2 separate regions of the Homo sapiens genome follow, and region 2 is linked to region 1. Evidence: chromatin loops called from intact Hi-C (ENCODE). Cell type or tissue: PC-3. All regions are shown on one strand.

The links. Peaks named below come from ENCODE experiments on the same cell type or tissue, not always from the same donor. Only the 100,000 strongest peaks of a DNase experiment are listed, where the experiment ranks them.
Region 2: it touches region 1 in a loop (4-fold over the local background); 2 of 110 quality-filtered maps call a loop at or near these places.

What each region holds. Positions count from the first base shown.
Region 1 is chr3:189,712,583-189,720,582 of GRCh38, forward strand. The region is part of intron 1 of TP63 (tumor protein p63); the gene reads left to right. Among named protein-coding and RNA genes, the nearest start is that of TP63, 85 kb to the left of the region's middle. In PC-3, no CTCF peak of the experiment used is centred here; DNase peaks (open chromatin) are centred at 719, 2,659 and 3,169; H3K27ac peaks cover 3,609 bases.
Region 2 is chr3:189,910,704-189,918,703 of GRCh38, forward strand. No RefSeq gene overlaps it. Among named protein-coding and RNA genes, the nearest start is that of MIR944, 85 kb to the left of the region's middle. In PC-3, no CTCF peak of the experiment used is centred here; DNase peaks (open chromatin) are centred at 508 and 4,308; H3K27ac peaks cover 4,735 bases.

The DNA of each region.
Region 1 (8,000 bases):
CCATTCATGAGGAGAGGCAGTAATGATTTAATCACCTCCTCAAAACCCCACCTCTTACTATCATTACCTTGGGGGTTAGGTTTCAACATATAGATTTGGTGGGGTGAGGGTGGGGACACAATTATTCAGATCACAGCAATAAGAAGACAAATATGGAAAGGTGTTTCAGATTGAAAGACAGAGTAGGCAAAGAGAAAGGTTATAAAATGCAAGGACTATTTCAGAAATGAAGGTAGGATTATGAATTATGTTTTATTATGAGATGAGTTTAAGCTCAGATCATTAGGTGTCTTCAGAACCATGCCATTGAGTTTGGGCTTTGATCTTGAGAGGGAGCCATTGAAAATATCTGAGATGTCAAGTGACATGGGGACATCTGTTTTTGGACTTAGGGGTGCTGGGAAATTCCACTATTGCCACATCTTAAACCTCTAAGAAAGAGCTAGGTTTGCCTGGGAATTCTCCCAGACCACCACAGCACAGACAGAGAGGTCAGATTGGATTTCCTGATTATTTGGCTTATGGTCAGATAGATTGAGATGCAAAAACCTCAAAATAGGCTTTATGGCCACTTCATCTCCATTTGTACCCCTGCCTTTGGGCTTTATAGCATTCTGTTTATTCTGTGTATTTCTGACACTTAACACACTGCCTGGCAAGTAACTACTCAGTAAATGTTTACTGAATGAATGGACAAACTACTAACTTGTTTCAACAGTGGGGAAGAGGCCAATTATCAGAGCTTGAGTAAACAATCTACACATGAGCATCTGGTTTTGAGCTGACAGACAACTAGCCTTTGATACCATCCTCTGGTCCTTGAGTTTTTGGATAAATACTTCATTTTCCTGAGCTGAGTTCTTTTCATTTGAAACGAGTTCATCTTATTCCAAACGTTTAGGGGGTAATCTCAAATGTACTTCATCTCCAATGAACTGATCCAGTTTTAACTTCAGAAAGTCAAGCTTCACATCTCCCAAATTTATTTGATTTTTGAATTTTGAAAAGATTAGAGACTGAAGCCTGCATAAAATAACAAAAGTAATTCAAAAAAGTGTTATATATACCATAGTTGAACAATTAAATTACAAGTTCAAGTCTAATCCAACTTTTTAACTTATAACATTATATTAGGTGTATATTCTGTGAATAACTTTATATCCCTCTTCATAATTATAATTGATGCTTTTATAAATTTTATAATTGATGCTTTTATAACTTTTATAATTGAATATTATTTCAATAAATAAGTCCATAATAATATAATAAAATAAGTAGCAAATCAATTTCTAAGTCTGAGAGGCTTTACAAATCACTAATTAGAAAATATATGATCAAGTGAAAAATTTTTTGTTCAGTATGGAAAGAGTGATTAAAACCTGGTCTTCATTCTCTCCAAAGTACGGTTTTAATAGTTTCTGTTGATCCTTAACACATCTGAAACCTAAAAGCAATTTAGACAAAGTTGGATTTTCCAACTCTTCATTTTATATGTGGTATTCACAGATCCTCAGTGCCAAATGATTATCTGTAGATGAATTAAAGACACCCCGTAAGTGGAATTGTGTGTATGTGTATGTATGTGTGTGTGATGCAAAGCGTCACAGGACCCTCATAAGGTGGACTTTGGGAAAGGTACTATTAAACCTCTAAGAGTTCTGCCTTCAAGTTCTATTATTCTCTGCCATGACTTTTGGGAAAGTGATCATGTTCCCGGTGTTCTGAAAGTTTAAAGAGACGTATGCAAAGAGATGAGGTTTTAGCAATCGCTCCAGAAATTATCCCATCACATAGTGTAGGCTCATTGCCTAAGAACAGAATATAACCGAGAATAATACAGAAATATCAATATCCAAGGACAAGTACCGAAAAACAAATCTTGTTTTGACAGAGGTCTGTTAAAGTGTATGTTCGTACACCAATTATGCGGAAATTTTGAGAAGTTTCTTTTCTGTCCATCCTAGTAATGTTTGAGTGACTTGGTTGTGACTTAGAGGCCTCCTTTTCAAGACTGTATCTCTCACTGATGTACACCACAGTTTCTGATAGGTTTTCCTTGGCTGGAGATTATCCTTACATCTTTCCAAAATTCTCTCAAATATGAGAGGCCTGGTTTCTCAGGAGGGAGTATTGAAGAAGGGCATACATAAATGACAAAGAGTTAATTCAGCTTGCTTCTCAGAGTTAGAGTCATTGAACGTAAACACACACAGACATACATGTACACATTCATATAAAAAGCATCTCTTTTTTTTAAAGTGCTGTCTAAAAAGCAAAATAGAACAAAAATCCAAGAACTCAAAAATTCTACACAACCAGAGAAGCACTGGGAGAGAAACAGTACTGTACGTTCAGCAAACTGTTTTATTTTCCTCTTGCACGTAGTTAGCTATATTTTTCCAACCTCCCTTAAAGTTAGGCATGGGCATGTGACTTGGTTCTAACTAGTGCAATACAGGCAGGGTGCTTCATGCTGCTTCCAGATGTGGCCCTAAAATTACCATCTGACCCTTCACTTGCCCTCGTTTCCTCCCTTTCTCCTCCCTTCTCCTCTCCTCTCTTTATCATAGGCTGAATAGAGAGGACCCAGAAGAAATCTTTGAGGCCCTAGAGGACTGCTAAGCCACTAGATGGAAGGATTCTAGACCTCTTAGTCACCCTGAGTAGGAAAGTCACACAAGAGAGCTGCCAGAAGGGAAATATCTGTGTAAGATTTTGTGTGAGAAGGCTGATTATAGCATTTGTTTTGAAATTACGGCATTTGTTTTTTCCTGTGGTTATCTTTTAATCTAAAACAGGAAGCATTGAGGGTATGTTCTGATCACTTAGAAGAAGATAAGGTATAACATCCAGATTTGATCTCTCTAAGAATGTGCTACCTTTGCTATTCTAGGGAATATTCCTTGATATAAACATTAAGACCTATTAGGTATATACATTTCAGCAAAAGATGATTGTAATTACAAACTGACATTGATGGTAAATTACTCTATACCCTTAATAAGGTCACGGGTTGTGAGTCTGAAACCGTCTCTCTGGTGGTTTGGGACATAGCCACCATGGTATGTAAATCTGATGCTAAAAATTGGAGCAGCTAGCCATGTGAAGAATTTGGATACTGTACATAAACCACAATGAATCTTATTGTGGAATAGTAAAGATTTATCACTGTATAAATTTCTGTGCACTGATTTGGTCTGTTTGTTTTTCTTTTGTTAGAAAAATCAAGAGACCATGAAATTGTTTGAGAAATAATTCTAAGTCTACGTGAGCACTGAGGCTTCAGGAACTGAACCATGCTCTTCTGTGCCCATCCCTTAGCTCATTATTCTCAGAGGGATGTGGATTTCACTTTCAACCACTTTAGCTTAGATAGTGATAACAATTACCTACCATTTATTCAGTACTCACTACGTACTATACTAAAAACTATATACATCTCATTTACTCATACAGCGATATAGCACATTAAATATTTTTATTCCTGTTCCACATATGAGGAAACTGAGGCTTAGAAAGTTTAAGCAACTTGGTTCAAGTCAAACATCTGTAATGTGGCAAAACCACATTTCTAAAAGTCATGTTCCTAATCAGTGCTCAATGCATCCGTTACTGACCTTTGTATTCTTTATCTGTAATTGTATTAGATACCTCCCTTTTATGTATAATGTCCAATTTTATAAAATATATTTTTATTTACTCTTGAGTGAGATCAAACCCCAGGGGATAGCATATTTGTTCAGGGCCATTTTGTTTTAATGATTTTACACCATAAAATTTGTTTAGATTCTTAGTCACTGGACTTTGTGGAAAGAATGTCATAATTTCTGTGCTGAATTTAATTTTAAAAAGCCCTGGAAATGCTACTTCCATGATCCCTTCCCTTTTAAAGAGAGAGAATTTGCCAATCATCTTTCTCACTCAGTCCCAACATTGGAATGGTGTCATTAGGAAAGGAAATTTTCAGCTTTCACATCAGTAAACACAGTGGAGATGCAAGAAATCCATAGTTCTTACTCGGAAAGGACTGCGGAATTTTATGATATTCTGAATTTTATAGCCCAACATTTTTAAAGGAACCAAAATAAACAAACAGTTCCTCAGTTGCATTCTTTTTCCCCTTTGGCACTAGTCTATCTTATCTGAAATTTTTTCAGTTCATCTACTTCATGATAAGCACTTTTCTTCTCCTAGGAAGAGCTATCAGAATCTCTTAGTATCTTTTTTTTTTTTAGATGGAGTCTTGCTCTGTCTCACCCAGGCTGTAGTGCAGTGGCGCAATCTCGGCTCATTGCAGCCTCCACCTCTCAGCTTCAAGTGATTCTCCTGTCTCAGCCTCCCAAGTAGCTGGGACTACAGGCGATTGCCACCGCACCCAGCTAATTTTGTATTTTCAGTAGAGACTGGGTTTCACCATGTTGACCAGGCTGGTCTAGAACTCCCAACCTCAGGTGATCTGCCCGCCTTGGGCTCCCAAAGTGCTGGGATTACAGGAGTGAGTCACTGCACCCAGCCTCTTAGTAACTTTCTATCTAATTCACACTATCAATTGCAACAACTGAAATATCAACATACACGTATACGAACTAAACAAATATGTACACACACACACACACAGTGTTTGCTGTCCTAAAGCTGCTCCCATGTTTCAACATCTCTGAAATTAAAGAGTTATTATCACTATTTAATAACCTTTCCAACATGCAAACACATGCTTCATCTGGATCAATCACAGATAATTTCATAATAAATAATGTACTAAATATCATCTTCCACACTGATCAAGAGACCAGCTTGAGAGAGTGTGTCATGTAACTTTTGACAAACACAATAACTTTGAATAATAATTTGCTTATTAGCTAAGATTTGGGAAGCTGACTGCTTCCAGAAGCATCTGGATGGGATAAGAAATGAGAACAGCTATACTGTTTTCATATAGCTATACTGAATTTGAATTTCTTTAAACTCAATACACTAAAAATATGACCTCACAAGCCTGTAGGTCACAGATAAAATCTGAAATTAGGATTGTAGACATCCTGATTAAATGAAGTTGGTCTCATTAACCAAAAGTAATCATGCTTGTTCAGTCCCTAAGCTGCTTAATGCTTCTGCAAAATCTGGGAATTAGGCTTGAGGATATCTCTTCTGTGCTGCATAAGCCCTTTCCTTTAAAGCAGTTTTCTTTGTGTTCTTTTTTTCTTTTAGCTTGAAATTGGACCCAGCCTCCAAAAGTCAGTCTTTACCCTGAGCTTAGAAAGGGAAGACATAGAGTTAGTAGTAACAGGAAACATATTAAATGCAAGGGATAGAATTAAAGAATGTGTTAATGTGGAAAAATGAGAAACCTTGCTATATAATCCACTATTTCTGTCAGACTCCAAGAATCTAAAATGGAAAATTATTCAAGAAAGATAACAACATAAGAGAATGCGCTGATGGAGGAAGGTCTATATTGGAAAAACAAAAACAAATGCCAATCTTTACAGAGGGTAACCTACAAGGATATATCACAAGCATCTACAAGTGATGGATTTTGATTCCCAAGTGTGTGGAGAAAACTCCTAGGGACAACTTTGCAGTGACCAGAAAGCCATGATTGAATAAGGGGACACATGTTCCTGGGATAGGAGTGATCTTGTGTTTATTTTGGAAAGAATTATTTAAAGGGAAAAATAAACCTGATGTATTAGTTTGTTTTCACAGTGCTATAAAGGACTACCTGAGACTGGGAATTTACAAACAAAAGAGGTTTGATTGACTCAGACAGAGTTTCACAAGACTGGGAAGACCTCAGGAAACTGACAACCATGACAGAAGGCAAAGGGGAAGGAAGGCGTGTTTTGCAGGGTGGCACGATGGGGGAACTACCAAACACTTTTAAACCATCAGATCTTGTGAGCGGTCACTCACTGTCATGAGAATGGCATGGGGGAAACTGTCACCGTGATCCAATCACCTCCCATCAGATCCCTCCCCTGACATGTGAGGACAAGATTTGGGTGGGGAGAGAGAGCCAAACCATATCACCTGAAAATACTGCATAAATAACATTTAGCAGGCTAAGTGTAAAGACCTTTATCACATCATTTAGAAATTCAATGTTTCAATTGTTAAAGAAACATGTAAACATATAATATTGTTAAGTTAGCCAACTAATATAAGTGATTCAGTTTTCCTTGGGGGTAGAGAACCTATACATGTAAGATGGGATTGTCATTTTTGGGAAAGGTGGAAAAAGATGGAAATTACTTTTGAGCTTTACTTTGAATCATTTATCTAAAAAAACAAAAACAAAAAAACAATGTAGCCTATACTTTTGGAGAGGGGTATATTTAACAGAAATAAGAATATAAAGAATATGTGAAGAACATAAAGAATACTTCGGAATATGAATGTCTCTAGCTCTTTGTGAGGAGCTCTGACATCTCTCAGACATAACTGAATGAAAAAGCACAAATTTCTCGGTTGCCGTAATTGAAGTGTAGGGTAAGAGGAAAATAGCAGCAAGAACAAAACTCACAGATGCAGACAAGGACAAAAGCCATAGACGCACGAAGGAAAAACCTGCCCACAGAAAAACGGTGTTCTCGGTTTGGTAAAAGTGAGAGAACTTGTTCTTTGGGAAGCCAGGCAGCTCCTAGCAATCACAACTTTCTTTTGTACATACTCAGATCATTTATTTTAAAACGAATCGGTAGCCTTTTTTGAAAATACTCAAACTTGTCCTTAGTTATAAGCTTCCTAATCTGCGCTTGCAGAGTCCATGATGCTCAGTTGGCTCTCCTTGATTATGTGCCCATATTCACTCTTTCATATCTATTCTTTTTGCATCCGATGTATCAGAAATCTGTTTATTCCTCCAGATTTCTTTTGTAAAGTTCTACCTGACCAATCAACACATCTAGTCCCTCCATTTTATGGCATTATCATGCCATAAAATGTTATCTTCGAGTCTAGTCCAGCAAAGTTTTTCTGTAAAAAAATCAGATTGAATATTTTCAGCTTTGCAGGCCATGCGGTCTCTGTCACAGCTACTCAGCTCTGCCGTCGCAGGTTGAAAGCAGTCATAGACTACACCTAAACAAATGAGCATGGCTTAAACACGCTGCAAAAACAGATGAGAGTATGTGGGTAGCAGTTTGTAGATCCCTATTTCAGAGAGTCTTCTGTTTTTCTTGAGCCAGATCTCCTTCGTGAGCGCTTTTCTTTGGAATTATGCTCCTCTTTTTCTCTATGAACTTTAAAAAGCAAATTTCTTTCTTGAAATGTAGATAAAGCCTGGGTTTGTCCTCTAAGTACTGCATTTGAGAAGCATTGAACAATCACATAAACCTTAAAAGGATTTTTATTCATTTAATCTCATTTATTCTGTTTCTAAAAGGATATTAAAGAAGATCCAGTTAGTAATCTTCAGTAGCAGTTTTCACTGTTTACTCTTCTCTCCTGCCTTCACAAGCTACAATCTATTCATTTTTCCTCTGCCAAACCCTGTCTCAAATTCTTGCCCCCAGCAAGCTCGGCCCACAAGGTTTTCATTTTTTCCACGCCACCTCTGTCTCAGAGCTCTTTGTTTTGTAGGTAGACTAAAGCATCATTGCTAAATTTGTTCATCTGTCTTCTCCCTCCATCATTCTCAGATACAGAAATCAAAGAACCAGGCCAAGGAGGAAGAATCATTGAAGGGAAGATCAAAGCTTGTGAACACTCCTGATTTTAAATGTTTATCCTGTTAAATATTATTTTTATTATCATTATTGGCTTAAGTATATTTCATTTACTTGTGAAAAAACTTCTCATACATTGTACATAGAATGTTCTCATTAGACAAGGCCTTAAAGACCATCCTGTCTCCAATAACTTTAGATAGTGCATCTCTTCCATTAAAGAAGACTGAATCCCAGCACTTTGGGAGGCTGAGGCGGGCAGATCACCTGAGGTCAGGAGTTCAAGACCAGCCTGGTCAACATGGAGAAACCCCGTCTCTACGAAAAATACAA
Region 2 (8,000 bases), 200 kb after region 1:
GTGAGCAAACCAAACTAATAGTAAACATAGGTTACTGGTTCATTCATGTGTCAGTATTGTCATTCAGACAATAAGAGTAATTTTCTCTAATAGTTGCAAATCAAGTCCACATAAGCCATCTCTAATATAAACATAAGGTTACAAATGCACCATCCGGGTATTCTTTACCTTTAGTCTGTAACTTTAATTTTTCTGCCTTTTAGTGGAATAGTCTCTCTCATTGGAATAACTGTTTTAGGATGATCTTATATAACTGTGCCTGATTTGCTAGAAGCAAAATTACATACTGTAGGGAATTTATTTTTTTGAAATATCCTGTTTCACAGAAACTCCCTCCATTCACACACCTCTGATGGCTGCCTTTTGATTTCAAATTAAAGCTCAACTCTGTAGCTGAGTATTCCATACTTCCTCTTCCCTGAACCAGGTAGAGCACTCCAACGTGCCTTACCTATGTTCTAACATAAGAGAACCACCTGCCCTGACACAACCAGGCTTCACTGTCCCTCAAACATACCATGCATAATTTTGTTACCACATAACTGCTGATTTATTTTATTTGCTTAAGTGTTATATTTCTCTCAAGGCCAAGTTCAAGTCTCATCTCTATGTGGGGCCTTTCCTCACTAGAAAACCTCAATGATCATTCTCTCATCTGAACTACTTCTGCAGTTGTTAGAGTTAGCACATCATCTCTGGGATTATCACTGATCTTTTAAAGAATACATCCTTATAGGCCATCTGTAAACTTCTAAAAGATAGTGATTATGTCTTACAAATCTTCGTATTCTAGAAACTCTGCATGTAGCACTTGACTTTCCCATAGATAATTCAAACTCATCATGGTTCATTCATGCTGAGTTCACACTGCTTTCCACCCCCAGCACACCTACTCTTTTTTTCCTTTTGTAACGTATATGAACCTCACTCCACAAACGTAAATGTGCAAGAAATTTACCTTTCTTTATTTTTATTAAATATTGACTTAATTTCTATTTCTTTTTTTTTTTTTGCACCAATGTGGTAAAAAATAAAAAGCTTCTAGGTCAGTTCAGGCTTTCTTCCTTTTTAAGTTCTGGTAGGGCGCCTCAGATCCACTCAGCCAACTGTCCACTCAGCCATCTGTCCACTCAGACATACACTAAGGATTCCATAATCCCATCAGCTCCTTAGTCATTAATCCACTAGTGTCATTTCTGGAAGGCTTCTTTCTCTCATCGCCATGGCCATTCAAGGCCTGCAGCTCTATGTCAGGCTTAGAAGCATGGGAATCTCTCTGGTGCTGTTTTGGGCTCTTCCTGCCTAGGCTTACATGCAATATGGACATATTAAAGTCTTGCTACTTTCTTAAGGCTCTGTTCTTGAAAAAAGAAGCAAGACTCTTCTCTCCAGTATCTACCAATACCTATCTTCTCATCTCTGCATCATAACTCTGTCTTTCCAAGTGAGGAAAGCTTTTATGGTCTGGAGGAAGCCAACTCTCATCTTTCAAATATATTTTTTCTGCCTAAATTATTTAAGCTAACCTTAAATATTTATAACCAAACTCCAGAAAAACACTAGCAAGTAATTTTGTAACTGTACTTTGAAAATTTCTCTTTTTTAAAGCAATAATTCCTGATCAACCACTACTTTGATTAAGCAGTATGGGAACATATAGATAAATTACTGGGAAAAAATGATTATGGGTTTAAAATGTCATCCAGCAACATTTACTTTAGTAATTAGCATAAATGTATACTTCTCATCTACCTAATCCATTAACTTGGTAGTCAACTTAGACTTCTTTCTCTTGCCCATCTCCATTGGTCTTGTTGTGCATAAACCAACACCAAAGAGAACCCTTTGGTGTAAAATTAGGTTTAATGGTAACATTCATGCCTAGACAATTCTGCTTGAGAAAAGCAGAATGAGTGAAATAATTCAAAAGTTCAAAGTAGGTAGGGTTAAACCATAAGGGAAAAGAAATAATATGTGCTAGAAGTTCAGTTGAAAAAGAAATAAATTCTTTTGTCTTGTCTTCCTTAAGTTTCACCTCCCTGCCTACATGTTCTAGGTATTCAGTAGTCATTTGTTGTTAATCATGATAATGACAATGGTGTCCATTTGCAGCTCAACTTGTAAGTTTATTTTTCCTTTTAAAGCAGCAATATGGTGCTTTTTTAATAATAGAGAGCATATTATCTTTCTGAAAGACACTTATAGTCATTCAGGTTGAGAAGTGCACACAGGCACAACATTCCAAAGTTATAACTTTTACTGTAGCTATCATAGCCTTGTATATTTAGGACAACAACTGAAGTAAAGGGTCTTGAGAAAAGGACAGCATTTTATAATTAACACATAGCTACCATATGAGCTAGGGACTATTCTTTCCCCTAAGTATCAAAGAGCTCTCTAATTTGGTCCTCAAATTTTAGTTTTAAGAACCACCTGAGCTCTTTATTTCATTCATACATTCTTTAAAAATATATCACGGTCATTATTTATTTATTTCATTTTTTTTTTAATTTTTGTTTTTGACAGGGTCTTGTTCTCTGTGGCCCAGGCTGGAATGCAATGGCATGATCATGGCTTACTGTAACCTCAAACTCTTAAGCTCAAGCAATCCTCCCGCCTTAGCCTACTGAGTAGCTGAGATTACAGGTGTGTGCCACCACACTAGGCTCTAAGGCTCATTATTTAGTTAGAAATAAAAAAGGCATGACATCAAGGACCTGTAGGCCTCTTCTTTCCTTAAACAACCATCTACTAATATATGCAAAGCATGGTATTAGTTATCCTCCTGGGAAGAACCAAAATAAGATTACAGAAGTATATCAGACCTAGTCCTCATCTTCTGAAAGTTGACATTCTAACTTATGAAATAACACAAAAGCAAATGGTTACAGTACAAAGTGATGAGAGCTGTAACTGCTGCCCGTCCAAAATGCTGAGGAAATACCAAGAAGGAAGCAACTAACTCTACCTTAGGGATTAGGAGAGAGCCTCAGTGAGGAAGTCAGGATTGGGACTTCCCAGGCAAAGAAGAGAGGGAATGCTTCCCAGTAAAAGGAAATAGCACATGCCTGTTTCAGGGAAGTAAATAATTCTGCTAGAAAATATTAACTGAGTCTGTAACTTGGGGTACAGAAGTGTGGAGAAGACAGATAAAGCAAATCTGGTAAGACTGGCTGGAGTCTGGTAAGATTATGGAAACTTGTTTGTCAGGACTTAGAACTTGATTTTAAATGAATATGAAGGAGAGAAATGCAACTGTGTAAAGAAGAAACTTCAGATGGTGTTGGGAAGATCTGAGGCACTCTACCAGCTGAGTATTAAAACTGTCTATTTGGCAGCACTGTAGAGGTGGGTTGGAGGAAAGCAAAGGACAAGTAAAGGGCTAGTCCAGGTAGGACTAGGACAAACCTAACTTCAGGAATCTCTTAGCCATCTCTGACCTTGCAGGACATCATGGAAAAGCTCTAATCATCTTGACAAGAGTCTAATTCTAAGACTCCTGTTGTCTCCACAGCACCAAGCAGCTTGTGGTAACAAGTTTCTGTATGCCACCCACTTCTGAGGTCAAAAAAGAATGAAGGTGTTTATTTACAGTCCCTTCATTATTGCCTCTGATAGAATTGTGCTTCTTTCTTTCAGAGCATTTTTTTAAATTTGGAATTATTCTTTCATAAGTATGATTATTTGATAAATGTCTGATGAATCTCACTAGATTATAATCTTCAAAATATTAAAAGTGGTGCCTGTATTTTGCTCATCACTGTCTCTGGAGGCTAGCAGAGAATCTAGCATATAGTAGACAATCAATAAATGTTTGCTGAAGAAACATTGACTAAAATATTGAGAAAGTTGATGTAATAGCATGCTACTTAGAAAAATGTTTAGTGGTTTTTTTTGAAATGATAAAATATTCAATTCGTGATTTACTGTTTACTAGATAATTTTTTTGCTGTTTATAGCCAAATTTTCTCTTCAATATTGCATGTGTACACTAACTTTGTACCTATTAAATTTCAGGTCTGAAATCCACTTAAATTGGGAAGTAATTTGACCAAATTATTTAATTCTCTGGACTTTATATCCCAAGATAAAGTAATATCTTCTGTAACTAAAGGGGACTTTTTTAACCTAAGGCAAACAATTTTTCAATCATGACTTTACATTTGATGAGATTCCATTGAGAAACTCTATGCATGTCCTACTTCTAACAGGCACACACAAAAAGAGACAGTCAAAGCACTTCATTAAAGGCAGAAAGATTAAGGCAAAAGATTACACAACAAAACCACCCACATTCAGTTTTGCAAGTCTAATAGTCATCCTGAATCATCACCCTAGAGCGGCCTGTATTCCGTTCCAACTCGTGGCTTCAGCTTACCATTCAAGATGCAAGAAAGTAAAATATTAATATTGGTGACCAAAAAAGCAGGTGTGTTTCTCTTTCCTTAGATACTCTTAGCCCTGGAGGCAGCAATTGTTTCTTGATTTTTAGTTAGTAAATATACATCTCTTGGGAGGTAATTAAAGAACAAGCACATATTTTAAAATCACCAAAGAATAATACTTGATCGTATTTCTGGCAACCGAATCACTGACTTAAGAATCTCAGAAACTAGTTTTTAAATAAGCTTTACCCAGCCCTGGCTCAGCCCCATAACAATATCCTCCAGTTATTCATCCTTTCCTTTATCAGGCTCTTCTCTCAAACTACCCTATTTTTCTCTTCTTGTACATTTGTTCATGTTGTGTTCTTAACCTAAAGCAATGTCCTTCTCCTGGCAAAGTGTGTGCTCCAATGCTAGCCTACCATGTTCTCCCTCATCATTCTAGGAAAACTGTATTATTCCTTTGTCTGCTTCCCTACAGCATGTGGTTTATGCACCTGTTACACAGTTTTCTTCCTCTCTCCTATTCCAGTTATTTGACTGCAAGACCTGTTAAGTCAGGAAATATGGAATTCATCCTTATAGGCCTACTTAGAGACTAATTTGATGCCCCAAATAATGTAGGCAAGTGATAATAAATAATGAGTGAATGAACTTCATAAAATACTAGAGAATCTTTATAATAATAGATACAGGTACAGTAAGACAATTAACTAAAATAAAAAAGTTTGTTATAAAACTAAGAAACAAGGTCAAGGTCAATATAATTGTTGTACTTAAATGTTAAACGTAACATGAAACTTCCAGGAAACCAATGAAAAAAATATATAACTAATGGATCACATATTTCTCATGACTTAATGAGGAGTAATGGGAAACTAAAAATAGAACAGTTGTTACAAGGATTGAAATTTATCCTCACATTAGCACAATTCCTTATAGAATTGAAATGTTATACCCTATTCTAACTTTGAGCTTAAAAAGGAATACGAAGATGTTACAATCTTTTTTACACAATGTCAAGCATTCAATCCAAAATGATTAGCTATTTCCGAATAAGACAAAATGACCAAAAGGGGAAAAAAAATAACACTAGAAATCACTGAACAGGTGAAATGTATACAGAAAAAAAAATTTTTTTCAGAACTGACTAAAGAAATTAATTCACAGATTTAAAAAGCTCTGTGTGTCTTCAAAGGAAATGATGAAATACAGAATATAACAAAATGCTAATGCTAAACTATTGAAAAACAAAATTCACAAACAAAACCTATATGCCAGTTGAAAACATTTTTTTAAATGAACATAAAATAATTTTCAGAAAAATAATGAGAAAATTTAGTGGCAGCAGACATGTACTAAAAGATATGCTAAAGAATATTCTTTGGGCAGAAAGAAAGTTATCCTAGACAGAAATGCAAGAAGAAAATCAATCCAGGCAAAAATTTAAGTAGAAATAAAATCACTGGAAAGAATAAACATATAAGGAAACAGAAATGAATACTGATAGTATAAAATGACAATGGTAATACAACATGGGGTTTAAAATGCAGGCATAATTAAAATACTTGACAATAATACAAAAAAGCCTGAGTGGGGTAAATGAAATTGAAGAGTCCTCAAGTGCTCACATTTCCTAAGAAATGAACAAAATATTAATTAAGAGTACATGCTAATAATTTAAGGCTTTCTGTTGTAATTTTTAGTGTAATCACTAAAATAAGAGAAAAATAATTTCTAGCTAATAAGCTAATAGATGGCAAAATGGAATGATAGTTGAAAAAATAATCAATTAAAAAGAAGGCAACAAAAGAGAAAAAAAGAACAGTTGGGATAAACAAAAAAAATAGCAATACGGTAGATTTAAATTAAAAAAAATCAGTGATAAATTGCCTGTAAATAGACTACAAGTTTCAGATTTGATAAAAATAAAAATGCACATTCAATTTATGAGTCATTTCTTAAACAAATATGTAGAGAGGTTAAAAATAAAAGAATGGGAAAAAGAATATACTATGCAAATATTAACCAAAATTCACTTGGGAAACTAATAAAGTAGGCTTTAAAGTGAAAAGCATTATTATAAATAATAAGAAAAATTGTAACAATTACAAATCTGTCTTCACCTAATAACATCGTCTCAATATATAAACATGTATAATGTGGCACAACTGCAGTCATAATGAGAGATTTACAACTTTCAGTAACTCATAGGACAAGCAGACAAAAGTCAGAACAAATATAGTAGGTTTGAACTAAATAATTAACAAATATTGATTCAAAGTTTAAAAAAATAGAGTGTGTTCAACAGAAAAATATACTACATGGTATTTTTATAAAAATAATGGCCGGGCATGGTGGCTCACACCTCTAATCTCAGAACTTTGGGAGGTCAAGGCGGGTGGATCACTTGAGGTCAGGAGTTTGAGACCAGCCTGGCCAACAGAGCAAAACCCCACCTCTACTAAAAATACAAAAATTAGCCAGGCATGGTGGCCGGTGCCTGTAGTCCCAGCTACTTGGGAGCAATTCAAGCATGAGAATTGCTTGAACCTGGGAGACTGCATGAGCTGAGATTACGCCATGGCACTCCAGCCTGGGCAAAAGAGCAAGACTCTGTCTCAAATAAATAAATAAATAAATAAAATAAAATAAAATAAAATTTGAATGTTTGGATGTTAACTATAAACTCCTAAAATAATTGATGAACCAATGAATAAATTGCAGTGTAAATTGCAAAATATTTTGGATGACTTCTAAAGAAAAATATGGAGGTCAAGCTCATGCTTGTAATCCCAGCACTTTGGGAGGTACAGGTAGGAGGATCACTTGAGCCCAGGAGTTTGAGACCAGTCTGGGCAACATAAAGAGTCCCTGTCTCTCCAAAAAAGTTTTAAGAAATAAGCCAGACATGGTGGTGTGCAGCTGCATTCCCAGCTACACAAGAGGCTGAGGCAGGAGGATCACTTGAGTCCAGGAGTTCAAGGCTGTGATTGTGCCACTGCACTCCTGCCTAGCTGACAGAGCAAGACCCTGTCTCACACACACACACACACACACACACACACACACACGCATACTGAAGCTTTACATACACAGCTAAATTTGACAAAAAACAAACGAACAAACAAATACTGATTTGCAATCATCTACCAGAAAAGAAAGGCTGTATTTCATGATTTAATGTTTTATCTTAAAACATTATGAAAATAACATCAAAGTAAACATAAAGAACTCAGAAGAAAAGAAATAAGAGTAGAAATGAATGAATTAAAACCAAAAGTACAACAGAGAATATTAAAAAGGCAAGAATTGGTTTCTGAAAAATAATTAGTGAAGTGGATAAGACTTTTTTAAAAGATTGATCAAGAAAAGAAAAAAGTACAAATTACCATATTAGGAAGTAAAAGCGGGCATTATATGTATTACAAAATATAAATTACAGAATATTTTTGTAAATTACAAAATGTATTATTTAAAATATTATAACTTTCATATATTCTTTCATATACATATGAAAGATAAGAGAATACTAAGAATAATTTTTGATCAATATATTTGTAAATCAGAGGAAATGAAGAAAGTCATTGTGAAACACAATTGACCAAAACAAAC